Linked DNA regions of Mus musculus: all the other regions are linked to region 2. A link is a loop called in an ENCODE intact Hi-C map of the cell type or tissue named here. Cell type or tissue: left cerebral cortex. All regions are shown on one strand. Region 1 has its middle 230 kb from the start of Gm22034. Region 2 has its middle 490 kb from the start of Gm22034. Region 3 has its middle 240 kb from the start of Gm22034. Region 4 has its middle 250 kb from the start of Gm22034.

Region 1 (8,000 bases), 260 kb after region 2:
AGCTCTTGTTGGCATCTTCAAGGGTGTCTGGGTTTGGAGGTTGTTCATGGGATGGATCCCCAAGTGGGGCAGACTCAAGAGGGTTGATCCTTCAGTCTCTGCTCTGAACTTTGTCTCTGTAACTCCTTCCATCAGTATTTTGTCCCCCATTCTACGAAGGAGTCTGTTTCAGGGCTAATCAGTGAGTTCATATCATGGGTGTTATTTTGTGACTGGGTTACCTCACTTAGGATGATATCCTTCAGATCCATCTATTTGTCTAAGAATTTCGTAAATTCATTGTTTTTAATAGTTCCATAGTTCTCCATTGTGTAAATGAACCACATTTTCTATATCTATTCCTCTGTTGAGGGACATCTTGGTTCTTTCCAGCTTCTGGCTATCATAAATAAGGCTGCTATGAACATAGTGAAGCATGTGTCCTTATAACAAGTTGGGAGTGCTGCTTTCTTAACATTCTCTGAACATCCACTCTAGATCTCACTTACCAAATAATAAACTTTAGAACAAGCACACGACATAATTCACTGGGTTATTTCTATGCCTTTGTTTTAAGCATTAGTGTTTCCAATCATGAGTAAGTTAGGGAAACTTCTCATCACATCCTTATGAGAAAATGTAAAACCTAATTGTGGTTGGCTATATTTTCTCTGAATATAACCATCTCAGTATCTATCACAGTTATTTTTATCATTGCTATGACAAAATATCTGACAAGAGAGAAGGAAGTTTTTTTTTTTTTCTGGTTTATAGTTCTAGAGGATACTATTGGCAATTGGAAAGAAAGCAATGTCAACAGGGCAGGCAACAGAGGGTCATACTATCTTTACAGTGGAAAAACAGAGTGTACAAGAAGTAGGCCCTACTACTGAACATCAAGGCCCACTCCCAGTGATCTACTTCCTCCAATGAGGCTCCATCTCCTAGTGTTTCCTTCACCCTTCTGAAACAGCACCTCCATTTGGGATTCATGTGTTCAAACACATGTGCTTATGGATCACATTTTACATTGTAATGAGAACAATATTTTCTTGTGCCCAGGAGGACAGTGACACTTTATCCACAGAATTATCCACTTTTTTTGGTATAAAAACAAGTAACAAGAGAGATCGGCCTGATTATAGAACTCAGATGCCCTCCTTCAAGGATACTTAGAGCAATGAAATCCAGGATCATGTGCCTTATAGGCACTTCTCCACTCACATCTAAAGAGGCATAGGATGAAGATGTAATGGCTCCCATTTAAAGAACAAAATGATGATTCAATTAAACCCTCACTGGAGAGTTCCAGATAGATTGCCCATATTGAAGTACCTCAGACTCTACCCTCATAGAACAGTCATTTCAGGCTAATTAGGGAGTTCCTTCCTACTGTGATAATCCCCAAGAACATTTACTGGAAATCTTAGATATTAGTATATTCTTAGTTGCAGTATGTTCTTTAAAAGCTTTCAATTTTAGAGAAGAACTCAGATATATGTTTTACCGAATAATGTAATCTTTTTATAACACCCACTCTTTTAACATGCTCCCACACATGGGGTGGGCTGTATTAGGAATCTGTTTGTGGAGGTTATTCAGCATAAAGTTTTCCCAGTCTCTGTTTTTGCAGCTCACCAAGCTAAAGCTGAGAAGCTAAACATCTTGACCAGAAAGTGAGAGACACATAGTTTTCTTAGAAGAGGATTGCTAGAAGAAAAGGAACCATATATGGAGAGAGAAAATTGCATTTTATGACATATTTGGCTGCAGGAAAATTATTGTATTGTTTTTTTTACATGATCTATCAAGTGTATAAAACAAATTGCTTGCATTTTCAAAAGTAAATATCCTTAGGATACAGTAGTAGAGTCCAATGGCAATAAGCCCTGATTTCTTAATTGATATTGCTGCCTCCACATGATGTCCATTTATGTAAGTTCAGGACTGGGATTGGATGATATCTAAGGTTCTCCCTTAATTGTATTGCTAGGTGTGGGTAACACAGGGAATGTAAATTTGTAATTTGTAGAAGGGGCCTGCCTTTCTACAATAAAGCTCTAAAACCATAGACTGTTTCTGTTCAATAAGGACTAGACTAAGGACTCTCACCTGCGTGGGAACCTCTCTCCCTCTGCCCTCTTCTGGTATCTCCAGGACCTGGTGCTGCTCCAGGGCCCCTATTCTGTTCTCAGTTCCTCTGCCAGCTCCAGCGTGGGATGCCAGAGACTGAGAACCTGGTACTGGGAGCTGCCCCTTGTTCACACCCTGCTGTGTGGGGTTAGTGTCTTCACACAGCCAGATGAGCAACCTGAGCTGCATGGAAAGCATCTGGCAGTCCTCCAGTGCCTGCCTGCCCAGAGCACAGGAGCTCTAGCTAAACGCAGGCTCTCTCCCTCCGCCATCTTTTCCTACAATTCCCCACCTTATTTTTTTGAGGCATGTTCATTTGCTAGACCCTGTAGGTAAATATGATTATTGTTGTTGTTTTGCTGCTGCTATTGCTCTAACTAGTCTGGCAGCAAGATAGCTTACATCTTTGGCTCTAGCAGTACTAGGGTTACAGGTGGTCATGTGTTACCACAGATAGCTTATTACTTATGTAATACATAATACATAAAATGCTGCACCCAACAATTACTTTGAAAGATTCTCCCTTGCCAGAAATATAGATTATGGCAAGTTCCATTTCCTGAAATAGCTTTGTTTTTGGAGATTCTAAATTAGCACATTTTAATGAAGCACACATTTTATTACCTGCTTTCCCAGCTCCTCAAATGGAAACAAATAAAAGGCACATTGATCAGATGTCACTATGGTGTATTAAGAATCCCATGTGCAATGATATTATCAGAAAGGGTATATAAATGTTTCATCTAATTATAGCAGTCATTTCAAGCATTAGCTGAGAACATGTTCTGCATGGAAAATTTTGCATGTTCTCATGTTCCTCAGTAAAGACACCCGATGTTTTTCATCTCTTTTTCCCTGGACTGGGACACTTGTTATCTGAAGTTCCATAACTGTGCCAACATTTTTTTATAACTTATGCTTCTATCGAAATCTGCTGGTATTCATTTTTAGTCTTCCCACTCTTGAGCGCGCCCCCAACTCGCCAGCAAGAATGACGCCACAGCAGGATCCTTCTGCACACGTTTATTCAGTCCTGTTTCTTCTTTCTTTATATCTCCCTTGTTTATATATCTCCCTTGTTTTTATATCTCCCTTGTTTATATCTCCCTTGTTTTTATATCTCCCTTGTTTATATCTCCCTTGTTTATATCTCTCCCTTGTTTTTATATCTCCCTTGTTTTTATATCTCCCCTGTTTTTATATCTCCCCCGAACCCTGGGCCTCTCACTCTTTTATACTCTCAGTTCCCATCCACGCACAGCAGGCCACGCCACCTCACCAGGCATGCAGCTTCAGCTAATCAGGGCAGCAGGGGCAAATCTCCACCAAATTGGATTCACCTGTATCCTGGTACACCTGAGCAGCACTCAAGATGTTTGTGTCTTATATGAGGAAGTCAGGTGCAACTCATATGACTTAGCTGCAGTCCCTGGCGCCTTTGGGACTGCCGCCACACCCGCTCCTAACATCTCCCCCTTTTTTCTTTTCTGGCAGAGAGAATGTCTGTAGATAGCCCCCCGCAGCCATGCCCCTTACCCGTCCTTGGGTGACAAACAGCATTGGTTTGATCCCTGTCTTAGGTTGGTGACATGCCCAGGGAGTCTTATCACTGACTACCTCTCTATCATGCCAAGCCACTCCTGGGGAGATTGTGTTTTGCTTGCGGCAGGTGCATCAAAAGGCCAGGATGTTACTTAACCTATGGCCAGATCTTAATTGCTGCAAGCAAGCCTCATGGGTGAAGGTAGAGGTCTGATCCCCAGTGTGCAAGCATAGGGGCCCTACACAAAACCATCCCTTGGGCTCATCACCCAGAGAGGTCTTGGCCAGCTCCCGTGTCGTTTTTCCTGGGGGAAGGGAACTAGGACACTGAACCTTCATGCAATCAGACGTGCCTTCCACAGGATGCCAACAGCAAGCTATCCTCTGTGCAGTGCTTAGCCTCGCACCCCACGGCATAATGCAGCATAATTTTTTTAGAGCGGCAAACCGAATCTGAGGAGATTGTCCCTCCTCCACTGCAGCAAAAGCCTATGCTACCTACCATGGCGAAAGTGCGGGCCGCACACTCTGCACCTAACACATGTGCCAAACACAAAAAACACACACACACTATAACAAGCATACATCCCAGGGCTCTCATCCCCGCTCATCTTCCCTGAAGCAAGGGATAGATAGCCAGCGGGGCTATCTCTTTAAGGGGAATTCAGGGATCAAAAAGGCATAGAAAAATTTGAACGTCATGTCAAGCTGGTATCGGCTTCTGGAATACCGAAAGGATCTCTCATCTCGGCTCCATCCTTTGTGCTTGTGGGATCATCCACCACATCCACAGGGGCAACTGGATCAGGACGCTCATTCTTGCAGCGTCTCACCAATCTCTCCGGCACCCAAAGAGGTTCCGTCTGGTCCTGTGGAAACACACAAACAGACCCTCTCGCCCACGTCAACACCTGATCTACTCGATCCCCAGGGGGGATGGACACAATACCTCGTGGTGATGAGACCATAACCTCAATCACCTGTGTGTCCATCTGGGGAGTCAATATGAGAGTCAAGTTTTCACTGCTGAGGAGGCATAGGGAGGAGGCACAGAAGCTAATTTGCCTTCCTCCTCCGCCTCGGCTCTTTTGTTTTGTCCTTTCTGTTCACCTGATTTTACTGTGTCTTCTTTCTTTTTCCTTTTTCTTTTTAAGCCCTTCTCCTCTTCCGACATACTTTCTTGTTGCTCTGTAAGGATTTTCTGACCTGTCTTGACTGCCTCTCGATTCAAACAGTAACAGAGTCCATATATCAGAACAAACAAGACCAAAACTATCAGACCTACCCACAAAGGGTCAATGGGAGAAAAAAGCATAACTACACAGCGAGGATCTATTGATCACTACACTGAGCTTATCATAGTTCCTTAACTTGTCCCCAAACCGGGAACCTTAACTTGTCCCAAGCCGGGAACCTTAACTTGTCCCAAACCCGGGAACCTTTCGTTACCTTGTGCCTGCTTCCTGGCAACTTTATGATTGCCTCTATTTTATCCGAGGTCCTTCCCAAACTCCTGGGTTACTTTGTGCCTACTTCCTGGCAACTTTATGCTCACCTCTATTTTATCTGAGGTCCTTCCCAAACTCCTGGGGTCGCAAATTTCACTCACCGTGAACTTACCCTGCCAGCAACCACTGACTGCTGAAAGTTCTGAACTCGGTGGGGGAGTCGGTTCCCCGTACGGGCCACCAATTGTCGCGCCCGCTCTCAATCAGCAAGAACGACGCGACCACCAGTCCTTCTAACAGCAGTTTATTCATTCTTCATCTTTCTTCTTTCTCTTCATCATTGCCCTTCCCCAGCTGAAGAGTTCTGAATCCACGCTGGATCCTTCTCAACAGTCTGTTTTACGGGAACCTTTATTAACCACTCCTTCCCCGTGATGCAGTTCTGAATCCTTCCTGTAGCAGGGGGTCTTCGCTCATGCCTGAAGATGTTTCTTGTCCCGGGTTTTGGCACCAACTCTTGAGCGCGCCCCCAACTCGCCAGCAAGAATGACGCCACAGCAGGATCCTTCTGCACACGTTTATTCAGTCCTGTTTCTTCTTTCTTTATATCTCCCTTGTTTATATATCTCCCTTGTTTTTATATCTCCCTTGTTTATATCTCCCTTGTTTTTATATCTCCCTTGTTTATATCTCCCTTGTTTATATCTCTCCCTTGTTTTTATATCTCCCTTGTTTTTATATCTCCCCTGTTTTTATATCTCCCCCGAACCCTGGGCCTCTCACTCTTTTATACTCTCAGTTCCCATCCACGCACAGCAGGCCACGCCACCTCACCAGGCATGCAGCTTCAGCTAATCAGGGCAGCAGGGGCAAATCTCCACCAAATTGGATTCACCTGTATCCTGGTACACCTGAGCAGCACTCAAGATGTTTGTGTCTTATATGAGGAAGTCAGGTGCAAGTCATATGACTTAGCTGCAGTCCCTGGCGCCTTTGGGACTGCCGCCACACCCGCTCCTAACATCCCACAAAGATTGAAAGCAAAATCTGCTAACACAAATGCCCTCTTTTTGATGATCCCAGCTCTACAATCCCAGCTATGTGGAAGCCATGTGCTTTCCCTGCATGGCCCATCAGCATGACTACAGCAACTCTTCAGAACTATAGCATGTCAACTAAATTTAAGGCATAGTGGATTGTAAGACAGTTGCTAGCTTCTCATGAAATACATATTACCAAGAAAACTATCATGTGCTGTTAGTTATGAAATGTATCCCAGTACTAGAGATTTCAAAGGCAACGGCAAAGCACTTTAACTTGGTGGAACATACAAGCCATGATCTGTTTTCTTGCCCATTTTTCGCACTACATCCTCTTAGCTTTCATCTACTCTCACTCTTGCCAAGCATGATTTTGCCTCATATTTTAAAATGTAATTCCATCATCTATCCAAAGTCCTTCCATTTCATTTCCCATTTCTTACAGTGGTATGAACTTACTGGTACCACATGTTCTTATTGGTAACACATGTTTCACAAATCAGGGTATATTTCAGTTTTTAACAATGGATAATTAATGTAGCCAAGAACATCTAACACCAACATATAGGTATGCACTTAGCAAATACTATATACTTGTTGCCTCATTCATATTGTAAGAAGGTATGCAGAGTTAGAAGAATAAGACAGATAGATGTAGAAGGAACATGGGAAAATACTGCTGAGATTTAGCATAGATTCTTTTTATCTTTCTGACTTAAAATATAAAACCTCCTACCATAAGAGAAGCCAAATCCAAGAGAGATACAACTAGAAACTCAATGCCATGCTGGATATCTGGGTTGTAGAATAAAGATACTTATTTGTACTAGTCTACTGTCTGGTCTCTTTAGAACTAAAGAAAGAGTGGTTGGGGTTGGTGGCAGCTAGGACCAGGCATCCCCAATTAAGGACATTCTTAAAGAGCACAGCCACAACCTTAAGTTTTTGACATTATAGGAAGGACAACCATAGCAGGTGAAGAGTGAATTGGTTTAGGGAAATCAGATCCTCCCTCCTTTATGCTTTACTCTTAACTTTAATGTAATCAAATATGTTTATGTATAAATTTTTAATTCTTTCATAAATTTATATTTTGATTTACTCTTCATATCCCATTTACTGCAAGTTAAAATAAAAAGAGACTCAACTAATTTAAACCATTTTCCCTGGGCCTGAAATCTCTTCAGCAATATTTTCCATTAGGTAATTCAATTATATCTAACATGGCTAATGTTTGTGGATTAGAATTTTGCTTACAGAAATGCATATTGCAAACACTGAGAATGGGTAGGGGATGAGGAACAGAATAGACAAGATAAAAATTACCTGTCTTTCATGCTCCACAGATCAATGTGTAAGTCACTAAAATTCCCCAGAGAACCTTGATGAACTGAAATGATGTCCTTAGGCTGGTTATCAATAGAGATGAACCTCATGCAGCCTTGAAAGCATTAATGGGGTTTAAGCATTGGAAATCTGTGGGATTGTCTGGACACCCTGTGGGACATAGAGAAAGATGAAAAATATTGAAATTATCTGTTATTGCCATGGAAAACTATTGATAGAAGACCTTGAGGTCTAAATATTTGAACATTTTTTTCCACAATAGGGCATACTTTTGTCATAAATCCCAGCTCAGGAAAGCATGCAAAAATAATGCAAAATGGGTATGTTCAATCACTATAAAGTAAAAGGGTACCAAAGGAAATATCATTGGTAGAACATTTTCCCTAGTCTCCACCTTGCTTCTCATGTCTGTTATGTCTCTCTGTTTCTGTCTCTGTCTCTCTCTCTCTCTCTCTGTCTGTCTGACTATGTGTGTGTGTGTGTGTATGCTGCACAGTGGAACACATAGTAC
Region 2 (8,000 bases):
AGTTGGTTTTTGATTGTTCAATAAAGTTATTAACAGCCAATGGCTGGGCAGGGAGATGAAGTCAGGACACTTAGATTTCCTAAACAAGGGAAGGATGAAAGAAAAAGTTGCAGGATCACTATGACAGGAAATCAGAGAGATCAGACTTAGGGCTGCAGGAGAGCAACCATCCAGCCATTAATAAGTCAGAGAAGTAGCCCACGGGACCATTCCCCTGATTGCTTCTAGGGTAGCAGAGATGAAATATAGATTTAGCAAGTATTAACTCAGGAATATTGGAGGGAAGGGTGTCAGCTACGTGGAGGTTCAAGAGTGGTCCAACCATTAAGCTAGCAAGCCATATTAAATATAAAGGTTGCATGTGCATGTCTTTCACGCATGAATCCAGTGTTCTTGGGCAGGTTCAGAGTGGCACATCCTTGGTGAGCTCACAGTGGATTAAAAAATTACCACTATAATAGGTATGTAGAAGAATGCAAATAGATTCTGACATCTCTCCCTGCACAAAACTTAAGTCCAAGTAGATCAAGGTCCTCAACATAAAGCCAGATATCGTAAATCTCATAAAAGAGAAGGCGGGAAATATCTTCTGACTTGGGTCCTGTGTCTACTCTGCCACAGGGCATGGAGATTGGGCAGCCCAGACACAGCAATTTGTGTCAGGATGTGTTGGGTCATAAGGTAGCCACAGGACACTGCTCAGGGGATAGGGAAGCACAGTCCGAGAACAGGACAGTCAGAGCTGGCTTGGAGGTCTCTGGGCTTGTGACAAGGCTAAGGCGATCTAGTTCTCATGTTCTTGGACACCCAGGTGCTTCTGGGAGCCACAGAAGAGCTGAGAATAGAGTGGGAGGCCACGGGCTGGATCTAGCATACGGCTGGGATTAAAGGGAAAGCTTTGGCTGGTTCTTAAGGGAATTAGTCCTTAGCTAGTCAGCGGTTGGCTTGGGCTCAGACTTGGCTTGGTGGCAGTCAGTCATGACCTGGAGTGAAGAGAGACCTTCTAAAGGAGATAAGATGGTGTCTCTATAGGCAAAGGCCTCCATGGCTGCCACGGTGGATCCCAAAGAAAGGAGGCAGTCCATGGTTTTAAGACATTTACTGTCATGGTGGAAAGTGGATGAGTAAAACCATGTCACACTTCTCAGGGTGGGACTATGGTCAAATACCTTTTGCAGCGAAGAACTTCATGGAAGGGAAGCTTATTGTCTAAGCCCTCCAAACCTCTAGGTAACTCATTAAAATGGAGAGCTGTCATGACCACATGTCATATCCTCTATATATGGAGCGGCTTGGGACATTGCCATATGTGACTGATGGTTACAAATCTATGAGGGGTTGTGGCTAGTGACGGGGGCCCGGTGCCCAGGAACAGTGGAAGCTCCTACCATCCATTCAGGGCTTCCAGAGTTTCAAGCTTTAGTTCAACCAGGAAGCAGGCTACCTTTCAAGGTCCAACAGGCATCAACAAACCAAATAATCTAATTTAAAAATGGAATACAGACCTAAACAGATAATTCTCAACAGAGGAATTTCTAATTGCAATGAAGAAATGCTCAACATCCTTAGTCATCAGAAAAAATGCAAATCAGACTGACTTTGAGATTATATCTTATTCCTGTCAAAATGAATAAGACTAAAACCACAAGTGACAGCACACGCTGGCAAGGATGTGGATAGTGGGGAACAATTCACACTTACTGATGGGAGTGAAAATGTATATAGTCCCTATAGAATTTAATATGAAATTTTCTTAAAAAATAGGGAATTGATCTCCCTTAAGACCCAGTTATACTACTAACCAAAGGGCACTCCATCCTATAACAAGAATACTTGCTTAACTATGTTCCTATCAGCTTTATTCATAATAACCAGAATCTGGAAATGACTTATTTGTCCCTCAATTGAAAAATGCACAAACAAGAGGTGCCTTTGAATATTCCAAAGCTGTTAAAAACAATGGCATCTGCTGTATATTTGTCAGGGGCCTCATATCAGCTAGTGTATGCTGCCTGGGTGGAAGCTCAGTGTATAAGAGATCTAAGAAGTCCAGGTCAGTTGAGACTGCTGGTCTTCCTATGCTGTCACCCACCTGCTCAGTTTCTTCCGGCTTTTCCCAAATTCAACCACATAGGTCCCTGGCATCTATCTATTGGATGGGTGTAAGTATCTCCATCAGATTCTTTCAGCTATTTGTTGGGACTCTCAGAGAGCAGTCATGCTAGACTCATGTCTGTATGTACACCATATCAGCAGTAATAGTGTCAGGACTTAGAGCCCTCCCTTGAGCTGGATCCTGTTTTCTAATGGTCACTGGACCTCCTTTCCCTCAGTCTTTTCTCCATTTTTGTCCCTGCAGTTCTTTTAGACAGAAATAATTCTGGGTCAGAATTTTGCCTGTGAGATGACAACCACATTCCTAGACTAGATTCCCTGTACATATATACAGCATAAGATTGCCTGGTCTGGCCTCAGTAAGAAAAGACGCACCTAACACTAGAGAGACTTGAGGCCCCAGTGAGTAGGGAGGTCTGGTGGTGGGGTGGGGTTAGGGACATCTTCTTGGAGATGAGGGAGGAGAAATGGGATGAGGAAATGTCAGAGGGTAGTCTAGAAGGGGGCAGTAAAAATGAGATTAAATAATTGTGATAACAATAACAAAAATGAATAAATAATTTGAATTCAACAACAGCAACAATGCTATCACAAAATTTGCAGGCAAATGGATCAAACTAGAAAAATATCATCATGAATGAACTAACCCATATCCAAAAAGACAGACATGGTATGTACTCACTTATAAGTGGATATTAAATATAAAGTCAAAGACAATCATACTATAGTCTACAGGAACAGAGATGCTAAGTAATAAGCCTCTGAATTTATAACTTATAGCATAAGGGAGTAAATACCATGTTTTTCTTTCTGGATCAGTGTTACTTCATTCAAAATGACATTTTTTCCTAGTTCCACACATTTTCCTGAAAATTGCATGATGACATTGTTTTTAAAAGCTTAGTAATACTCCGTTTTATAAATTTATCACTTTGTAAAAACATGTTCTTCAACTGAGGGAAATATTCTGGCTATTATGAATAAAACTGCTATAAGCATAGTTAAGCAAGTCTCCTTGTAAAAGCATGGATTTCTTTTTTGCCATCCCCCAGTCCAAAAAGAATATCTATTCTATTTCTGATTCCCAGGGAAGTCCTTGTGACATCACCACCCCTAAATCTCAGCCACAGAACATCTGACCTGGATCTAGGTCAGCTTGTTCTGCCTGCACATTGTTAAGGAACTGCAGGCTAGCAGAATTGTTATCAATGTGACCAGTCAGACTTCAACCAGCAACTGATAGAAGAGATGCTGAGGCTTACAGCCAAACATTAGGGAGAGTGGACTACTCCTCTGCAGGAAAAGAAAGAAAGCTCTGAGACAGTAGATGGATCAAGAGATGCCACAAGAACACAGCTCACAGAACAAAAACTGACCTATCAGCCCCTTTATGTTTTCTATTACCTTTGCTTTCCTATCCCAAAACTGTACCAGTTGCAGTTATTCCCACATCTCAGAATTGATACCTGTTAGTTCTGAATAGTACCTCTGCAATTCCATTCTAAGCTGCACTCACTTCTGTTCATACAGAGAATCAGCACATCTGCTCCTGCTCTATGCTTGATTTCAGAGGTTGTATCCTCTCTCTCTTTCTCTCTCCCTCCCTCCCTCTCCCTCCAACACTCTCCCTCTCTCTCCCTCCCTCTCTCTCTCCCTCCCCCTCTCTCTAGCATCTATCTATCTATCTATCTATCTATCTATCTATCTATCTATCTATCTCTTTCTCAAGTGCAATTTTTATATTAGCCTTCAATTCCTGTCAGCCATATATCTTGGAGACACAAGTGAAATAACACCCTCACCTAGGTGCCATCTTGAATACAATGAGTATAACTCATCCTATTCTCTATAGCGCCTGCCTGGCACCTATCCTCAACTAAGCCACATTTATTTTTGTATGCAAGTATTTTATCTTATTTGATCATCCCTAACATCTAAAAATGTAACTTTCAATGAGTAAATATATAGGAGAATAAATGCATAGTTTTCACAGATAATGTAATGTACAGGAATAAATAATGTAGGTGGAACATCCTTTAATGGAAAAAAAATCAGGGACCAAAACTATCCAGTACACTATTCTCTATTTCATAATATTTCCATATTTAACATGAAACATTAAGAATGTTTTACAGAATGTATAAACACAACAACTATTAAGAAGACCCTTGAGGTTATTGTGCTCAACAATACTGTTTGAATGAAAAAAATGAAATCAAAAGGAAAGAAAAAGACATGAGTACTCGTAAGTATGGTGAGGAAACGTTTATTATAGATATGTGGGAGCGCATATTGAGAGGCTGACTCATTTGGAAGAGTCTAGAGTGGTTATGACTCTGAACTATGTGGCGAGATAGGGAGGGGAAAGGGAGAGAGGAGCCAAGTACAGTAGCCAGGATGCCAAAAGAAGGGACAGAGGGACGGATAAGTTAGGAAACCTAAATGCCTGGTTCATATAAAGAAAAATCTCTGAGGGAAGGACAGTTAAGCCCCTGGGCTAGAAAGTTCAGGGTAGAGCACTGGATATGCCATCATACTCTCTTATAGGTTGGGACTGAGGGATTCTGAGAGAACCTGCATATGTTGAGTAGTCACTGCAGGTGCTTATCTCAGGTCTGTAACTTAACATTGGAGTACTTGCATACTGAAGGTCAAGTATAGAACTAATTTCCCATTGTTATATCGTATTGCTGATCAAAAAGATTTGAATTATGGAGTATATGTTTCTTCTCAAAAGCCTAGCAATGTGGCTCAATTACCCCACTCCTAGGAGTGTATGCCAAGGTCTCCAATTTACCATACAGGAGAGATATTTACATGTCAGTATTTGCCACCACTCTAGTAGCACAGTCAATTTACAAAACCAAGAGAGGCATCTGTACACCTAGTAAAGTGTAAAGAAAACATAGAGCAATAGAACTTCCTTCATTCATAAATAGAAATGAAACTCTGGCATTTTCAAGGAAATGGATGCAACTAAAAACAATCATATTAAATTAATTATATCTGACTGAGAAAGATAACTATTGGATATTTTCTCTCATTTTTTGAATTCTGGATTACATAAAATCATGAGTGCACATATCACATGAGAGTAGAAATGTAACTGTGTAGGGAGAAAGAAACTACCTGGAGAATTAAACATAAAAAAAGATTATATCAGAGGGTATGGAGGATATACATTATACACTTGCATGAAACTTAACTTGTGTGGCCATTTTAATCAAAAATTTATATTTTAAAATCATGAAAATATGAAGTTTTGAAGCAATTTTCATTTTATATTTTTGAGGTAGGAATATTTCACCTATATTTATATTGTGAGGTCACGTTATAAATCCTAAAAAAAGTGATGGGCTGAAGAATATGAATACACAAGTGCATGAAAATGACTTCACTCTACTTGTCTTCACACAGTATAACAGTTATGGCTGCCTATTTCTCAGAATTTAAAAAAAGAGGACTAAGTAATAAGTTGAATATATAGCATAATGCAGTTTCTCTTGTGTCATTCTTAAGTTTGCCCAGGGCATTTGCAGTCTCCTTTCTTGGATCTCATTGGAAGATTCAACGCACCTGAAAATTATATTTTATAGTATGTCAATATCTCTGTACAATAGTTATCTTTAGTGGTGAGCAATCTTTGTCGGTGACCAATCTTTATTGGGGAGAAAACATGGTTTCTACTACCTGGTTATAACATATGTACTAAAAGATGTTTTCTCTTATCCACAGGTTTAAACAAGCATTATTCTGGCTTTGTAGATTTTTTTTTTTTAAGTTGTCAGTTATTCTTCGTGTTGAACATGTGATTGAGTTACCTCACTCAGGAAGATATTTTCAAGTTCCATCTATTCATCTGTGAATTTCAAGAAGTCATTGTTTTTAATAACTTAGTAGTATACTATTTAATCCCAGCACTCAGGAGGCAAAAGCAAGCAGATGTCTGTACATTTAAAGAGAACTTAATCTACAGAGTGAGTTCTAGTATAGCTAGGACTACACAAAGAAACTTTGTCTTTAAAAAAAAAGACAAAGAAAAAATACAAAACAATACTAAATAAGAAAGGAAATAAAGAAAAGAAAGAAAGTGGACTTTAGAATGTGATTTGATGATAATCCATGAAAAAAATTCACACCTTTACAAAAGAGGACCCTTCTCTTTTTACCATATAAGAGTGACACATGGACATGACTTTATTTAGATTATTTCATTTTTAACATATCTCTTTTCACACAAGAGAGGTTAGTATTGAACTTTGTAGCCAAGGGTGACCTTCAACTTCTGATCCTTTTTCCTCTATCTCCTGCAGACTAGAGGATTATAGGTGTGCACTATCACATCCATGTTTAAAATATACTGGACATCTAACCAACCCAGGACTTTGTGTACTATATGCTCAGCAAAGGCTCTTTCTTTGTAGTGTGATAGAAGTCTGTGCCCCCTGGCACCCTCTTCATGGACTGTTATTATCCAGAACTGTGAAAAAAAAAAAAAAAACAACAGCAACAACGAAATTTCTGTGTTATAAACCAGTCAGAAAAAAAATAAACATTTGTGAAAACTAATTACAGTAAGTTTGAACTCTAAAATGTGTAATTGAACATTTTCCTCCCCCTTCAATTCTGTTACTCTTAAAGCAGTGTTTCTCAGACTGCATGTCTGATATTTACATTATGATTCATAACAGTAACAAAATTACACTCATGAAGTAGCAATGAAAGAATTGTTTGGAAAGTTTGCAGCATTAGGAAGACTGAGAACTTCCAAATAAAAGACATTTTTTCCAGCAGCTCTGGAGAGACTTGTGGGTTCTAACCCAGCTAACAAGTCAATCTCCAGGCAAGTAAAAGACCTGGGATCTTCTTCCAATGTAAGTATAAAGAGCTGAATTCTTTGCCAAGTACCCATATAAAAAAGCTAGGCAGTGTTTCCTGCTTGTAATATATTATAGAAAGACAGAGACAGGGTAAGACAGATGTCTGGATCTCAGTGGATAGTCAATCTAGCCAGACTTATGATCTCCAAGTTTGGGTTCAATGAGAGAATTTTTCACAAAAAAAATTGTGGAGAAAGTTTAAGATATTGGACTTCACATTCCTCTGTATATACACTATACAAACACATACACACACACACACACTCAGAGGGGGGGGGAAGAGGGAGAGAAGGAGGGAGAGAGGGAGAGGGAAAGGGAGAGGGGGAAAGGGAGATGGGGAGAGGGAGAGGGAGAGAGGGAGAGAGGGAGAGGGAGAGGAGGAGAGGGAGGGAGAAAGGGAGGGGGAGGGGGAGGGAGAGAGGGAGGGAGAGTACATGGAGTACCTCAGTGAGTGTATATCTGGCTATGGGGTCTCCAGAAATCATGTGATTTGATTTTCAAGATCTATGAAGTTTGTTGGCCAGTTTTTATTAGCAAAACTTGGGATTTAACTGCTTAATTGACTCTGAGTCACAGAAGTAGGTGTCAGGATGTTAAGAGATTACCTGAAAAGAAAGGATTTTTCTTTTTTTCTTTTCCCTTTCTTTCTTTCTTTCTTTCTTTCTTTCTTTCTTTCTTTCTTTCTTTCTTTCTTTCTTTCTTTCTTTCTTTCCTTCCTTCCTTCCTTCCTTCCTTCCTTCCTTCTTTCTTTCTTTCTTTCTCTCTCTCTTTCTTTGTCTCTCTTCTCATGTTTTGTTTCTTTTCTACAATCCTGAGACTGTTGTTCATCACTCCCCTCCCCCAGGTGTCTGCACCACAATGTCTCAGTGAGCAGTTGCACAGGGAATAAGTTCAAAGTCAGAGGCCTGCAGGCAGACAGGCACAGACAAAAGAGCAGGGCTGTTCAAATCACCAAGAAGGAGAAGGAGACCCTGCCCATGTGGCCCCTCTTCCATTGAAGGAAGG
Region 3 (8,000 bases), 250 kb after region 2:
ATAGACATGTGCACAACTGTATTGTTTGCAGCACATTTCACAGTATCTAGATCATGGAACTTTCCTAGGGCTCTTCAAACTGAGAAATGGATAAAGAAAACACACTTCATATACATGATAAAAATTTTTCAGCCCCAACTATTCCAACTGCAGGAAAATGGATGTGTTTTTTTCCCACATGTCCCAGCCCAGCCCCATTCTCCTGACTCCCCACTCTTCTTATCATCAGTGTTCTATTTTGGCTCCTTGATTTTTGACAGTTTCTCCACAGAACATTATTATACTCTGGAATCCACTTCCTCCATTAGTCTAAAAATCTGTCTTTCTATATCCTGGACAAGATCAGCTCAGGCCTTCAATCTGAAGTTTTTCCAAATGCCCATCACTGACAGGTAGTGATTGATACGGAGAGCCAACATTCTGGCTGTGTAGTCTCTCTGCTCATGGTCTGAACATAATTTGCCTCTCATTAGAGTAACACTAGGGCAGTTTCTGGCTGAATGTGATCAGAAATAACCCTCATCCACCTTTTCATTATACACCTTTAGATAAAACACACCCTTTTTTCCTTATCATGTACTTCCTTCCCTTGACCATAACCATATTCAGATGATGAGATCATTGACAAAATGGGGACAAAGAGTAAACAGGTCTGCCAATGTGAAAGTGACTTCATGGTGTAGCCATGTTGTAGTTTCAAGTGTCTCCCATAAGTTCATGTTTGAACAGATGGTCTCTGGTTTATGGTGTCCTTTGGGCAGGTTGCAGAACCTTTAGATGTTGGAGCCTCACTAGAGGAAATGTGTCGCCTATGGTAGGGTTTGAATATTTATACTTTTATGCCATTTTCTATGTATTCTCTGTTACCTGACTGTGGTTAATAAGTGATATGTTAGTGTTTCTCTTTTTTCTACCATGGCTTCCCCTACCAGTTGCCATTTCTTCATCCATTATGATCCGTCATATTCTTTTGGAACTGTAAACCCAAATAAACTCTTTCTTTCTTTAGTTGACTTGGTCAGAGTATTTTTATCATAGAAGCAAGAAAATAACTAAGACAGACCACACTCCACTTGTCACTTGGACCAGTGATATATATGAGTTACTTGTTGTAACAGTACAAAGCAAGCCATTAGCACAATGCCATTTGTTGCACAGATCTTCTAAATACACATGGCACCATTTTCTCTTTCACTATAGCACATATCCAACTTCTCTTTGTTTGCCTTATTCTCATAAACTCCATAAAGATATGTCTTTGTCCACTCTTTTTCCTGCTTCCTTAAGTATGTGACATATTACAGCTGATTGGATAATTAATGCTAAAGGAATAAACAGTCCCCACACAATGCTGAATAGAGTGTCCCCACACTGCATTCCAGAAGTTTTGCCCATACACTGTGTGTACTCACAGTCATGACAGGTAGCTCCTGTGTAACCAGTGTCACTGCAGTTGCAGTAGAAGGTGGTCCAGGTCTGGGCACAGTGTCCTCCATGTTCACAATAGTTTGACAAACACCTAATGGAAAGGAAGGAAGGAAGGAAGGAAGGAAGGAAGGAAGGAAAGGAAGGAAAGGAAGGGAAGGAAAAAAGAAGAAAGAAAGAAAGAAAGAAAGAAAGAAAGAAAGAAAGAAAGAAGGAAGAAAGAATAAAATATATTCACTTTTTCATTATATAAAAATAATAATCCTGTAAATTCCCTAAAACTGGAAAGGCAGATTTCAGTTTTATTTTTATGTGTGCTTTATTACTAATGTAAAATCCTTAAATTACAATAACCAAAGATAGTTTCTGTCATATTCCTCAGTATTCCTCTTTTTCAGGTGGCTAAGCTTTTTTTTTTTTTTTTTTTTTTTTTTTTTTAATCCTGTAAATTCCCTAAAACTGGAAAGGCAGATTTCAGTTTTATTTTTATGTGTGCTTTATTACTAATGTAAAATCCTTAAATTACAATAACCAAAGATAGTTTCTGTCATATTCCTCAGTATTCCTCTTTTTCAGGTGGCTAAGCTTTTTTTTTTTTTTTTTTTTTTTTTTTTTTTTTTTTTTTTTTTTTTTTTTTTTAATGTTTTATCTGAGTTGATGTAGTTTTACTCTAAACGATAACACTCATATTAAAACAATACTGATTAGGCTGTTTACTTTCTGACCAACTGTACAAGAGATAGCAGATCATGTAAAGAAGGTGTAAAACCTGAGGTTATCAGTAATAAAACTATACTCAATAATATCATGGGCCATTTAATAGGCAAATAAGAATTCTTTATATTCAGAAATAAAGAAACTTTTTGGAGTTCTACTAAATGATGTATCACTAGCTCTCAATGTTCACTAAGTAGATCAATATCTTTTCAGCATGCCTCTCTGCTCTCTGAAAATCTTTTATGGAGGCCTACTGTGAACAATGTGACACAGATTCTTCCACAGGGCCCTGATGGCATCATGTCCATACTTTCATTGCTCAGCAAGCTACATATGCTCCTGATGCATACAGTTGGTTATTTAAAAAAATCGTAACTTACTATCAGAATCCCAATCATTGTATTAATACTTAGGCATGACAAAAAGTATGCTACTGAAAGACATAAAGCCCCAAGTGAATCTCCCAGAGCCAGAAAGTTCTTATATTGTATTCAGAATTACTCTGGAAATGAATTAGTACTACTGAATTTTAAAAACAAGTACACACTTAATTTAAACATATTTGCAATGGATTGTAGTAGAGTTAAGAATAAACCTCAGCTGTGACTGTCAGGAGGAACACTATTTAGGGTCTTAAGCTGTCACCAAATCAATAAGCCTAATAATAATTGAAAGTCTTTACAATTTTCCTGTTGTATACTCCGTATGTAACAAAAAATATGCAATGTTTTCCCTACAAATGCCACATTTCCAAAATAATAAGACATTTTCCTTATATCAAAATACTAATCATACTTTGAAAACATTTAAATAATTATTTCTATTCATATTTTTGAAAATATGTTCTTGGTTTGATTCTTGTTAATTTCTATTTAATATGTGTGAGACAATTGATATAAACCTTAAAGTAAAACGTAGGACAGAATGATGTTCACTGAAGTTGAATGATCCTTTTCTGAATTTTGTTTTAATCACATACATATTACTTTAATGTGTTAAATTTTCATAAAGTAAAAAGAATATAATTTAAATATGGTTTGAAATCTACAAAGTATGTATTTAACAAAGACATAAAACATTTTAAAAGTTCCTCTAGTCTTTATCAATTTGATTTTTGATTCTGTCCATTAAGGTTTCTGTCTATCATGGTTAAGGAGTGTGGCAGATACACTTATATTAGGGGAGCCTGAAAGCAAAGCTAGAGAAAAGATTCAATTTCAAAGGCTCTACTTCCACTGATCTATTATAGGCTACTAGCACTCTAATGCTTCAGTCTTCAATACAACAGCCATTTGAGACATACCTCTCATCTAAATTGTGAAATCTCAGAACAAATTCACTTGACACTGCTGGAAGCTCTGAAATCTTTTTCTACTTCCTCTTCTCCTTTTCCTTTAATACCATCGTGAGATGCCATCAGCATGACAACACTTTCAATATATAGACTGTATGCCTGTCTAAATCTACTGCTTGGGAAAAAATTGTTCATACATATTTATGTATAGATACAAAAGCATCTGTAAAAATATTAGTTAGCAAGGATAACAATTTTAAAATAACACACACACACACAGACATATATATATATATATATGTGTGTGTATATATATATATAATATAATATATAATATATATATATATTACCAAATATAGTACCTTGTTGATGTATAAATTGTGGCACACCTATACTGTGGTGTTCAGAGGCAACTAAAATGAAGAGTACATCTGAATGCAAGGGTAAGAGGAAGTCTCCCAATTAAAAACATGCTAGTAAGTGAAGCAAGGTATGTGGATACAGCTTAGTAGGCAAGATCTCTTGCAAAGTCCTGAGTTTAATTTTCTTCTACCAGGTAAAAAGGCAAACATATCTGAGCTTGTCTGTAACCCCTTCACTGTGTGGTATAGAACAGTGCATCTATATCAGCTTATTTGGCCAAATTAGACTAATATCAAGCTTCTAGTTCAGGGGAGATCGTGTCTCAAAGGAATAAGGCAAACAGTGATAGAGAAAGGCACTCATATCCTGCTATAGCCTCCACATGCAGTCATATGCATCCATGCACAGGTATAGGCACAGGCACTCATTCACTCACATGCATGTGTCACCCATACAATATGTAAAGTAAAAGTGTTATTTTGCTGTTGTAATCAATGTTTGTATTTATGGAAAATGAGACCTGGAAGAACAGAATTCTTATATATTAACAGTGGTTAGCTTTGAAAACAGAAATAGGTTTTTGATGTTTTATTATGCTACTGCGAAACCTAGGACCTCATGTATGCTAGGCAAGCAGTGGGCTAGTTTCTCAACTCTAAAATAACTAGCTTAAACTTTGGGAACGCATACACAACTCTTTGTATTTTATGGTCTCTCATAACAGGAATGCAGTGGAAAATACCTTCTTGAAGCATGGAATAAACAACATACGATCTACTTACATACTTACAGAAATTAAGATATATGCAAGCTCACCAATGATACAGTATTGATAGGCCAGCCTTGTGTATGTAGAAAGCCATTGGATGAAGCATCTTCACATAACTGTATAGTGTGTGTGTATGTGTGTGTGTGTATCTGGGTGATGTGCATTTTTATGTATGGGTTTTTGCTTATATATGGATATATATGGTGTATGTACTTTAGGACATTAGTATGTATATGTACATGTATGTGAAGCCCACAGGTGGACCTTTGCTGTTTTGTTTTCATTGTTTAAAAATTTACTGAGTCAGGTTCTCCCAAATAACCCAGAGCTGGCTGATTCTGATAGTCTAGCTAGGATTCTTTTCTCAAGGATTGCCTGTCCATACTTCTCACATGCTTTTATGACATGTGATCAGCCATCCATACCCAGAAATTAAATGGGTACAGGGAACCTCATCCTTGTATGGCAAGAAATGTATACACTGAACAATCTTCCTATGCCTGCATGAGCATTATTTTAAAAAATTCATTATTTGATGAAAGTAAAGACAAACCTTGTAGGAAATGGTCTCACCTGGAAATTGAACAAACTGGACAAAACTAAGATAAGGGGATTTGGTATAGTGTCTGAACAGGGAGGTATTAAAACTTCATGGCAGCCAAAATTTAAGTCAACTTGTCAGGTAAAATCAGGATTTACTTTCTGGGCCTAGTTTCTGTAACAACTACAGAGTTTAGAGTAGATGCTCAATATATGTGCTCATTTTTAAACATAAAAGCCCCAATGCTCATTGTGTACTCACTTTCACCTAGAATACAGCAGGCAGTCATATCTACTCTGCTTGCTTCCACAAATTCTAGAAGTAAAATTAAATAGGTGAGGCCTGTTCTCCTCTGGAGTGAAGCCCATTTGATAATATACTCTTAATGACCACTATTTATTATCTTTCTATAATGGTCTGTGAAAAATTGAAGTCACCTGTAAATATTAACATAACAGGCTCATACGTATAATGAAATATGCACAATGGTTAAGTGTTTGCCCATGTTTTTGTCTTATAGAGAAGTCATTCACACAGCTATGCTGTGAAAAGGCAGGCTACTCACCTAAAATTCTCAATTTAAACATACCTGAAAATGTCATTAGTTAAAAAATAAATCACAACAAAAACACTCATCCTGATTCTATAGGATTATAAGGAAATTGTAGCTTACTGTTAATCTCCCATGTCCAGTTCCCATAGACTGGCAGTACCACTGTTGATAAAACTTTTAATTTCTAAACATTCACATGATTGATGCTCTACAAGACTTCCTTCCTTCTTTAGAATTGCACATATGCATATATATGTGCGAGCATCCACATTTAAGTATAAGTACTTGCAATCGCTAGAAAGGGTGTTGGATCCTGAGTGTAGTAGTTACAGATGTCCTGCATGGATACTAGGAGCCAAATTCATGCCCCCTACCTGATCAGCAAGTGCTCTTAACTCCTGAGCATCTCTAGGATTAGAAATTAATCTGTATGTAGGTGTACTTTATGTTCCATTTATAAGAAGTGAAATTTCTTCTCCATACAAGCGAAGGTCAGTTTTAATTCCTGTAAGCTTTCCTTAGAGACTGAAGTACAAAACAATGGCTTGTGCTGTAAGATTGAGGATTGACAAATGGGAACTCATGAAACTGCAAAGCTTCTGCAAGGCAAATGATACCGTCAATTAGACAAAAAGGCCACCAACAGATTGGGAAAGGATCTTTACCTATCTTAAATCAGAGAGAGGACTAATATCCAATATATATAAAGAACTCAAGAGGGTGGACTCCAGAAAATCAAACAACCCCCTTTAAAAATGGGTCTCAAAGCTAAACAAAGAATTCTCACCGAGGAATACCAAATGACTGAGAAGCACCTGAAAAAATGTTCAACATCCTTAATCATCAGAGAAATGCAAATCAAAACAGCCCTGAGATTCCATCTCATACCAGTCAGAATGGCTAAGATCAAAAATTCAGGTGACAGCAGATGCTGGCAAGGATGTGGTGAAAGAGGAACACTCCTCCATTGTTGGTGGGATTGCAAGCTTGTACAACCACTCTGGAAATCAGTCTGGCAGTTCCTCAGAAAATTGGACATAGTACTACCAGAGAATCCAGCAATACCTCTCCTGGGCATATATCCAGAAGATGTCCCAACCGGTAAGAAGGACACATGCTCCACTATGTTCATAGCAGCCTTATTTATAATAGCCAGAAGCTGGAAAGAACCCAGATGCCCCTCAACAGAGGAATGGATACAAAAAATGTGGTACATTTACACAATGGAGTGCTACTCAGCTATTAAAAAGAATGAATTTATGAAATTCCTAGGCAAATGGTTGGACCTGGAGGGCATCATCCTGAGTGAGGTAACACAATCACAAAAGAACTCAAATGATATGTACTCACTGATAAGTGGATATTAGCCCAGAAACTTTGTACAGCGAGATATAAGGGACAATTTGCAAAACACATGAAACTGAAGAAGAACGAAGACCAAAGTGTGGGCACTTTGCCCCTTCTTAGAACTGGAAACAATCACCTATGGAAGGAGTTACAGAGACAAAGTTTGGAGTTGAGACAAAAGGATGGACCGTCTAGAGACTGCCATATCCAGCGATCCATCCCATAATTAGCCTCCAAATGATGACACCATTTCATACACTAGCAAGCATTTGATGCAAGGACTGTGATATAGCTGTCTCTTGTGAGACTAGGCCGGGGCCTAGCAAACACAGAAGTGGATGCTCACAGTCAACTATTGGATGGATCGAAGGGCCCCCAATGGAGGAGCTAGAGAAAGTATCCAAGGAGCTAAAGAGATCTGCAACCCTGTAGGTGCAACATTATGAAGTAACCAGTACCCCGGAGCTCTTGTCTCTAGCTGCATATGTATCAAAAGATGGCCTAGTCAGCCATCACTGGAAAGAGAGGCCCATTGGACAGGCAAACTTTATATGCCCCAGTGCAGGGGAACGCCAGGGCCAAAAAAAAAAAAAAATGGAAATGGGTGGGTAGGGGAGTGGGGCGGGGGAGTGGGGGACTTTTGGGATAGCATTGGAAATGTAATTGAGGAAAATACGTAATAAAAAAAATCAAAAAAAAAAAAAGAAAAGAAAAGGCTAGCTGATAAATGCAAGCTGTTTAATGATGTTCATACATTAGAATTTAGCTAAGTCACCTTCCTTTGTCTGTTCCCTTTAATTAGCAGATAAATTCTTTGATCTATTTTTGGTTAAATACCTTTATGATGATTGAAATGTGTTGTAATTATAACAGATGCAGATATTAAAGAATTAAGTTAATAAAATGAAAACATGTCAGAAGTCAGTCTCCTACATTTTCAGGGTCTGGTTCACCCTCGAGAGTTCCGCTCTGGATTGTTGCTGGAGATAAT
Region 4 (8,000 bases), 240 kb after region 2:
ATATTGATGTTCATGGCCATACTGCGGCTGAACGTCATTGTTCAGAGCCAGATAGGCCAAATGAGATGGTTAAATGGAAAAATGTCCTTGATAATAAATGGTATGGCCCGGATCCTATTTTGATAAGATCCAGGGGAGCTATCTGTGTTTTCCCACAGAATGAAGACAACCCATTTTGGGTACCAGAAAGACTCACCCGAAAAATCCAGACTGACCAAGGGAATACTAATGTCCCTCGTCTTGGTGATGTCCAGGGCGTCAATAATAAAGAGAGAGCAGCGTTGGGGGATAATGTCGACATTTCCACTCCCAATGATGGTGATGTATAATGCTCAAGTATTCTCCTGCTTTTTTACCACTAACTAGGAACTGGGTTTAGCCTTAATTCAGACAGCCTTGGCTCTGTCTGGACAGGTCCAGACGACTGACACCATTAACACTTTGTCAGCCTCAGTGACTACAGTCATAGATGAACAGGCCTCAGCTAATGTCAAGATACAGAGAGGTCTCATGCTGGTTAATCAACTCATAGATCTTGTCCAGATACAACTAGATGTATTATGACAAATAACTCAGCAGGGATGTGAACAAAAGTTTCCGGGATTGTGTGTTATTTCCATTCAGTATGTTAAATTTACTAGGACAGCTAATTTGTCAAAAAGTCTTTTTCAGTATATGTTACAGAATTGGATGGCTGAATTTGAACAGATCCTTCGGGAATTGAGACTTCAGGTCAACTCCACGCGCTTGGACCTGTCGCTGACCAAAGGATTACCCAATTGGATCTCCTCAGCATTTTCTTTCTTTAAAAAATGGGTGGGATTAATATTATTTGGAGATACACTTTGCTGTGGATTAGTGTTGCTTCTTTGATTGGTCTGTAAGCTTAAGGCCCAAACTAGGAGAGACAAGGTGGTTATTGCCCAGGCGCTTGCAGGACTAGAACATGGAGCTTCCCCTGATATATCTATGCTTAGGCAATAGGTCGCTGGCCACTCAGCTCTTATATCCCATGAGGCTAGACTCATTGCACGGGATAGAGTGAGTGTGCTTCAGCAGCCCGAGAGAGTTGCAAGGCTAAGCACTGCAATGGAAAGGCTCTGCGGCATATATGAGCCTATTCTAGGGAGACATGTCATCTTTCATGAAGGTTCAGTGTCCTAGTTCCCTTCCCCCAGGCAAAACGACACGGGAGCAGGTCAGGGTTGCTCTGGGTAAAAGCCTGTGAGCCTAAGAGCTAATCCTGTACATGGCTCCTTTACCTACACACTGGGGATTTGACCTCTATCTCCACTCTCATTAATATGGGTGGCCTATTTGCTCTTATTAAAAGGATAGGGGGAGATGTTGGGAGCCGCGCCCACATTCGCCGTTACAAGATGGCGCTGACAGCTGTGTTCTAAGTGGTAAACAAATAATCTGCGCATGTGCCAAGGGTATCTTATGAGTACTTGTGCTCTGCCTTCCCCGTGACGTCAACTCGGCCGATGGGCTGCAGCCAATCAAGGAGTGACACGTCCGAGGCGAAGGAGAATTCTCCTTAAAAAGGGACGGGGTTTCGTTTTCTCTCTCTCTTGCTTTTCTCTCTCTCTTGCTTCTCGCTCGCTCTTGCTTCTTGCACTCTGGCTCCTGAAGATGTAAGCAATAAAGCCTTGCCGCAGAAGATTCTGGTCTGTGGTGTTCTTCCTGGCCGGTCGTGAGAACGCGTCTAATAACAGCTGCGGGGGGCTATCTACAGACATTCTCTCTGCCAAAAAAGAAAAAAGGGGGAGATGTGAGGAGCGGGTATGGCGGCAGTCCCAAAGGCGCCAGGGACTGCAGCTAAGTTGTATGACTTGCACCTGACTTCTTCATATAAGCCACAAACATCTTGAGAGCTGCGCAGGTGTGCCAGGATACCGGTGAATCCATTTTGATGGAGATATGTCCCTGATGCCCTGATTAGCTGAAGCTGCGTGCCTGGTGAGGTGGCGTGGCCTGCTGTGCGTGGATCGGAACTGAGAGTATAAAAGAGTGAGAGGCCCAGGGTTCAAGGGAGATATAAACAAGAAGAAACAGGACTGAATAAACGTTTGCAGAAGGATCCTGTTGCAGCGTCGTTACTGCTGGCCAGTCCATAGCAGTTTCTATGTCCAACAAGTTCATGAACTGTCCATTCCACCCACACAAATCTCCAGCAAGAGACTGGTATAAGGGCTGTAGGAAACAGTGAGAGCAAGTGAGAGAGCTCAAGGACTAAGAATGTGGACTGTTCTTGCAGAGGACTTGAGTTCAGATCTCATCCTTCATGCTGGTTTGTGTAAATATGCCTGAAATTTGAGCTGCCAGAAATCTAGCACATTCTTCTGGCCTCATCAAACACCATCTCTTAAATATGTGTGTATACATACACAGACTTATAAAGTAAATCTTCACTTTTAAAAAGGATAGTCTTCTCCTTTTGATGACTCTTGGCTACTCTGTGAGGAGGACTTCAATATCCAGTTCTCCCTAATAGAATTGTTGGAAAGCCAAGTATACCTAAGAAAACAGGAGAGAGATTGTATCTCCCAAGATCAGTAACACTCCAGATCTCAGGAGAAACATAAACTGGTGCAAGGAAAGCCGTTTTGGGAATACCATGTGAAGAAACATACAAGGAATCATAATGTCAGAGGTCCCTTCAGACCCAAAGTCAATATTCTATACTAATCCAAAGGATAGCAAAATGTAAGAGAGCAGGAACTAATGAGACAAGCTATATAAACTCAGGATATGGCTTAGGATAATAACTCTTGTTTAGTGTATAGCAAGCCCAGCTTCAAAGTTCCGTGTTATAGGAAAGGACTCTAAACTAGCAATGGCTCAGAATTTAATAGCACTGTTGCTCTTCGAGAAGACTGTGAATTTTAGGCAACACACAACCACCTGTTCCTCCAGTTCCAAGGATCCTGATGGCCTCTGTTAGTTTCTGATGGCACCTTCACTCATATGCACATATCCACACAGAGACACACAGACAAATACAAATACATATAAATATACCTAAAACAAATCTAATAAGTAACAAACTTCCAAACATAAAAGTAAAATTGTTGGTCTCCATGATAGACATTATGTCCCACATCCTGTGTGTGATTTAATTACAAAAGAACCATGGTTCTTGTTGCTGTTATCATACTTAGAGGAGAGTAAAAGGCCAGGCTCAATGTGGAATAATGTCCTGTGATTCAATTAGGTTAGTAGTAGAATTTAGAACTGAAAGAAGATACTTTAATTTTCAAAGACACTTCATTTTTCTTGCTATAATTTTAATAAAAGCAAAAGGAAAGGGGTATTTCATATGTGTGCATGTTTATGTGTGTGTGTTTGTGTGTGTATATGTGAGTGTGTGCACACATATGTGTTCAGAGGCCAGAGGAGGATATTGAATTGCTTCCTGTCACTCTAAATTGGCCTTATTTCTGTCAATGTCTTTCACTGAACTAGCAGCTCACTATTTTATAGTTGCACTAGTTGGCAATTAAGACTCAGCAATAATCCTGTTTCTGAAATCCTCTGCTTCTCCTCCATTGGCCAGAAACATAGTTAGAGGTACCTACGGCAGTATCTGGCTTTCCATGTAGGAGTTTCAGATATGAATTCAGATCTTCATAATTATGTGGCAAGCACTCTTCCCTTTGGAATCATTTCCCCTACTACCATGATCTACATCTTTTGAATATCATTAAGCAGGAAGTACCTATGAAGTGAATATCATGGAGCATGGGGTATACTTCTGATTGCTCTGGAGCTCAGGCCTCCCATGCCTGCATATGTTACACAGTTATTTGTCCCCTGATGTCCTTTTTAAACACCAGGCAGTAACGAATTTGATCATTATCAGAGAGAATTTTTTTTTCCTCTTCAAACCATGATGACAGAGGCATAAGTGATGAAAAGCAAGGGGATGATTACCACGGTATCTGTCATCACATTAGTCAGCAGCAGAAGATCTTCTTTGCTTCAAAGTGACTTTGACCAACACTATGCTGACAGACTAATAAACTCAGCTTCATGTCCTGTTAGAGCAGTGCATGTTTTTTTTTCTCTTTTATGTTTTTCATATACATTTATGATAGTGGCTTTAAATTGGGCACTTCTCCATCAATATCAATTGGAGGATGATTCACAAGTCCCTTTGAGGATTCATGGGACTAAGTAAGTAAAGATTTAATAAACATAGTTTAAAGGAAAAGCTAGAACCTCACTCATTTCAATCAATTAAAACTAAGAAACTTCTCCATATAGTAGGCAAAGGAAGTAAATCATGGGGATTTTGAAAGTCTCTTAACTTCTATGGGGGTAGAGTTTGTGGGACGAAATGCCAATAAAAGAGTTAGTAACTCAATTTTCTCAGTGTTTTTGTTTTTGTTTTTGTTTTTTCCCCACAAATAACTTTCTAAACTTAGTGCTGGTTTTAGAAAACATGCAATAAAATCCAATTTTTTCTGACACCAAAAATGAATAGAAAGACAAATAATGTAATTATTGTAACTACATGTGCATGTAGAATGAGGCCAGGTTATTGAGTTAAACAAAGAATTACCTGAAAGACGAAGTAACACTTAAAAAGAAATGAACAAGTTGAAATAAGGTCAACAGACAGGAAGAGGGAGAAGTCCTTGATGTGATGAGGTAAAGACCAGAGGCTAAGGGCTGTTCTAAAGAGGATTCACGGGGTCCAGTAAATGAAAATCTCCACTTCCAGACAGTAGAGCTAATACGCATTGAGAGGAATAAGAAACTTGCTCACTTGGTAAATCATGAGGGCCTGAGTTTGATCCCCAGAACACAAAAAGAAAAAGTTGTGTCTGGTTGTGGCCCTTGTAATCCTAGCACTGGGGATGAGGAGACACATGGAACACTTATATTCCTTGCCCAGGAGGACCAATGTGTTGGCCATTTTCTGTCACAAATAAGGTAAATGGCTCCTAAGTAATGTGAGATAAGCTCCCTGACCTCTAAATAGATGTATAGATGTTCTTACCTACACACTCTGGTATACATACATACATACATACACACACACATAACTTAAGTTCATGGAGACTCACTGAATAATTTGAAACAATACAGAGATATAGCCACAATAACTTTAAGGGGCTAAGATGCAGCAAAGTAAGCAAAGAACTTGCACTGCAAATACAAGGATCGTGGTTCCTATCACTAGATCCAACTAAAAGCTGGGCATAGCCATGCTTAGTTATGTGTGACTATATAATTCAAGTGATGAAGTTGTGGAGACAGACAGGTCATAGGGACTTGCTGGTCATTCAGTCTACATGAAAAAGTGAGTGAGAGACCCTGTTTCAAAAAGCAAAGTAAAACAAAACAACATAAGCAAAACAAAAACAAAAATAAAACCGAACAACCCCCGCCAAAAAAAACCCAAAACTAATAAAAAATCAAAACAAAATAGGTAGAGAGGAGCTGAACAAATCACCCAAACTTAATCTCTTACCTCCACATCAGTACACACACAGATGTGTACGCAAGTACACACACACACACACACACACACACACACACACACACACACACACGTGTAATTTATCAAAAACAATGAATCTTATCTAGAGTGTGATGAAGCCACACTCACTCTTCTTGGAAGGAATTCACAGTAGTCAGTCATTTCTCCTAGTTTTGTAATTAAATGGCCTTGGCTCTCCATCCTATGCTGTTCTTCCTCTTATCCTTAGCCGCTATATAAAAAAGAACATTTGTCTTGTCTTTCATCAAGGTCGAAGTGTAGACAATATTTTGTTAATGGAGTGGGAACAACAAGGAAGGTCTATGATTAGACATGTTAGGGAGATTTCATGCCTACTGACACAGGAATTTATCTCAATAGCAGTAGGAGTGGATTCTATTATTTTTCCTTTGAATATGGCACCAGCAAGGCTCCAATTAGTAGAATAACATGATACAGGGAACAGAGATATAATATTAGAGAATTTCATCATGTGAAGAAACACTTTCTGACCCTTTTCTCTGAACTACACTCTCAAAAAAACTTTGTGTCATTAAAATTGAACAGCCTGGAAATTATTTACTTGATTGACAATTTAATCAATGGAGTTAGACATAGTTTAAAATGAAAATGATAAAATATTGATTAGAAACAATATTTACTCTTAGAGTTCTTTGATTTTCTTTTCTCTAGTTGAAAACACTCATGGTTCTTATCAGAGAACTGTTTCAAGGGGAATAGGTAGGCACTTCAGGTAACCATGACTTAAAAAAAAAAAAAAAAAGCCTTTTATTTCGGTCTATTTTGCTCTTAAGTTTTAATGGAGTAAACAATGTGAGAGAGTCCTTGGTGTTTTCTGAACCATAAGCAAGGGGTGGGCTATGTGCATTACATAGATATTGTTCTGGGTAAGGACATCAAAAAAATGGCTTAAGAACTGTGCAGTGTGGGCTGGGAAGATGGGTCACTGTTTAGAAGTGCTTCCCTTGTAAACATGTAGACTTGCATATAAATGCCTAGCACCCAAATAAAATACCAGGTATAGAACACCTGCACTATATGCTATAATATTAGCATTAGGGTAGTGATAAGAGAATCTTTGAGGCATACTGGTTTTCAGCCTAGATCCAGGTTCAGCATGAGACCCTGTCTGAAAGGAATAAGGAGATGAGTGAAAGAGCAGAACATCAGACATTCTCCTCTGGGGTATACATTCAAGTACATATGCACAGCATCATATGCACACACATACATGCATACATACATACATATGTACATACATATATACATACATACACAAACACATACATACACACATCTATATGTTTCTATATCTATATCTATGTCTATGTCTATTTCAATCTATATCTAGAGAGAGACAGACAGAGAGAGAGAGACAGAGAGAGATAGAGAGAGACAGAGAGGGAAAGAAAGATCAATAAAAATAAAAACTAGAAGTGTATAGTGTTATATGACATAGCCCAGTGAATCATTATACTCATTCAGAGTCATCCTTTTTATTACATTTTCATTAGAATTTTTCTTCATTTACATTTCAAATGCTATCCCTAAAGCTCCCTATACCCTCCCCCTGCCCTGCTCCCCTACCCACTCACTCCCTCTTCTTGGCCCTGGAATTCCTCTATACTGGGGCATATAAAGTTTGCTAGACCAAGGGGCCTTTCTTCCCAATGATAGCTGATTAGGCCATCTTCTGCTACATATGCAGCTAGAGACACGAGCTCAGGGGTACTAGTTAGTTCATGTTGTTGTTCCACCTATAGGGTTGCAATATCCACAAAGCCCCCTATACCCTCTCCCTGCCCTTCTCCCCAACCCACCTACTCCTGCTTCCTGGCCCTGGCATTCCCTTGTTCTGGGACTTTCTTAGTAAAACCAATCCCTAGCCTAATATATATTCATGAGAAACAATAGGACACAAAGATTCAGTATGTTTCCTGACATCATGGGTACAAGAGATGATCTCAGCTGTGTCTCGGATTCTCTCACTGATGACCACACTATGACAAACTCTTGTCTATACTGGGTAATTTATGCAACAAAGATGCTACAATACTCACAGTATGTGAGCATATGGCAGTGTTAATCATTAATTTTCTACTTCATTAAAAATATTTATGATGTTTGATGAACATCAGTCTTCATATGTAATCAATTGTCTCTAACATAGAAATACCACATCCTATATTTTGTTAGATTTTTTTCTTTTTTTCTTTTTTTTTCCTGCAGTTTCTTTTTTTTTTCTTTCTTTTTTTCTTTTATTTTAATTAGGTATTTTCATTTACATTTCCAATGCTACCCCAAAAGTCCCCCAAACCCTCCCTCTCCACTCCACTCCCCCCCCACACACTCCCACTTCTTGGCCCTGGCTTTCCCCTGTAAAGAGGCATATAAGGTTTGTAAGACCAATGGGTCTCTCTTTCCAGTGATGGCCGACTAGGTCATCTTCTGATACATATGCAACCAGAGACATGAGCTCCAGGGGTAC

What was found. Hi-C counts contacts between places; a loop is a spot of excess contacts. Peaks named below come from ENCODE experiments on the same cell type or tissue, not always from the same donor. Only the 100,000 strongest peaks of a DNase experiment are listed, where the experiment ranks them.
Region 1: it touches region 2 in a loop (4-fold over the local background); 10 of 42 quality-filtered maps call a loop at or near these places.
Region 3: a loop joins it to region 2, with 9 times the contacts of the local background. A loop is called at or near these places in 11 of 42 quality-filtered maps.
Region 4: it touches region 2 in a loop (5-fold over the local background); 9 of 42 quality-filtered maps call a loop at or near these places.

What each region holds. Positions count from the first base shown.
Region 1 is chr1:103,176,183-103,184,182 of GRCm38, reverse strand. It overlaps the pseudogene Gm18728. Among named protein-coding and RNA genes, the nearest start is that of Gm22034, 230 kb to the right of the region's middle. In left cerebral cortex, no CTCF peak of the experiment used is centred here; DNase peaks (open chromatin) are centred at 1,564 and 3,038.
Region 2 is chr1:103,434,700-103,442,699 of GRCm38, reverse strand. No RefSeq gene overlaps it. Among named protein-coding and RNA genes, the nearest start is that of Gm22034, 490 kb to the right of the region's middle. In left cerebral cortex, no CTCF peak of the experiment used is centred here; a DNase peak (open chromatin) is centred at 4,482.
Region 3 is chr1:103,188,487-103,196,486 of GRCm38, reverse strand. It overlaps the pseudogene Gm18728. Among named protein-coding and RNA genes, the nearest start is that of Gm22034, 240 kb to the right of the region's middle. In left cerebral cortex, no CTCF peak of the experiment used is centred here; no DNase peak of the experiment used is centred here.
Region 4 is chr1:103,198,883-103,206,882 of GRCm38, reverse strand. It overlaps the pseudogene Gm18728. Among named protein-coding and RNA genes, the nearest start is that of Gm22034, 250 kb to the right of the region's middle. In left cerebral cortex, no CTCF peak of the experiment used is centred here; no DNase peak of the experiment used is centred here.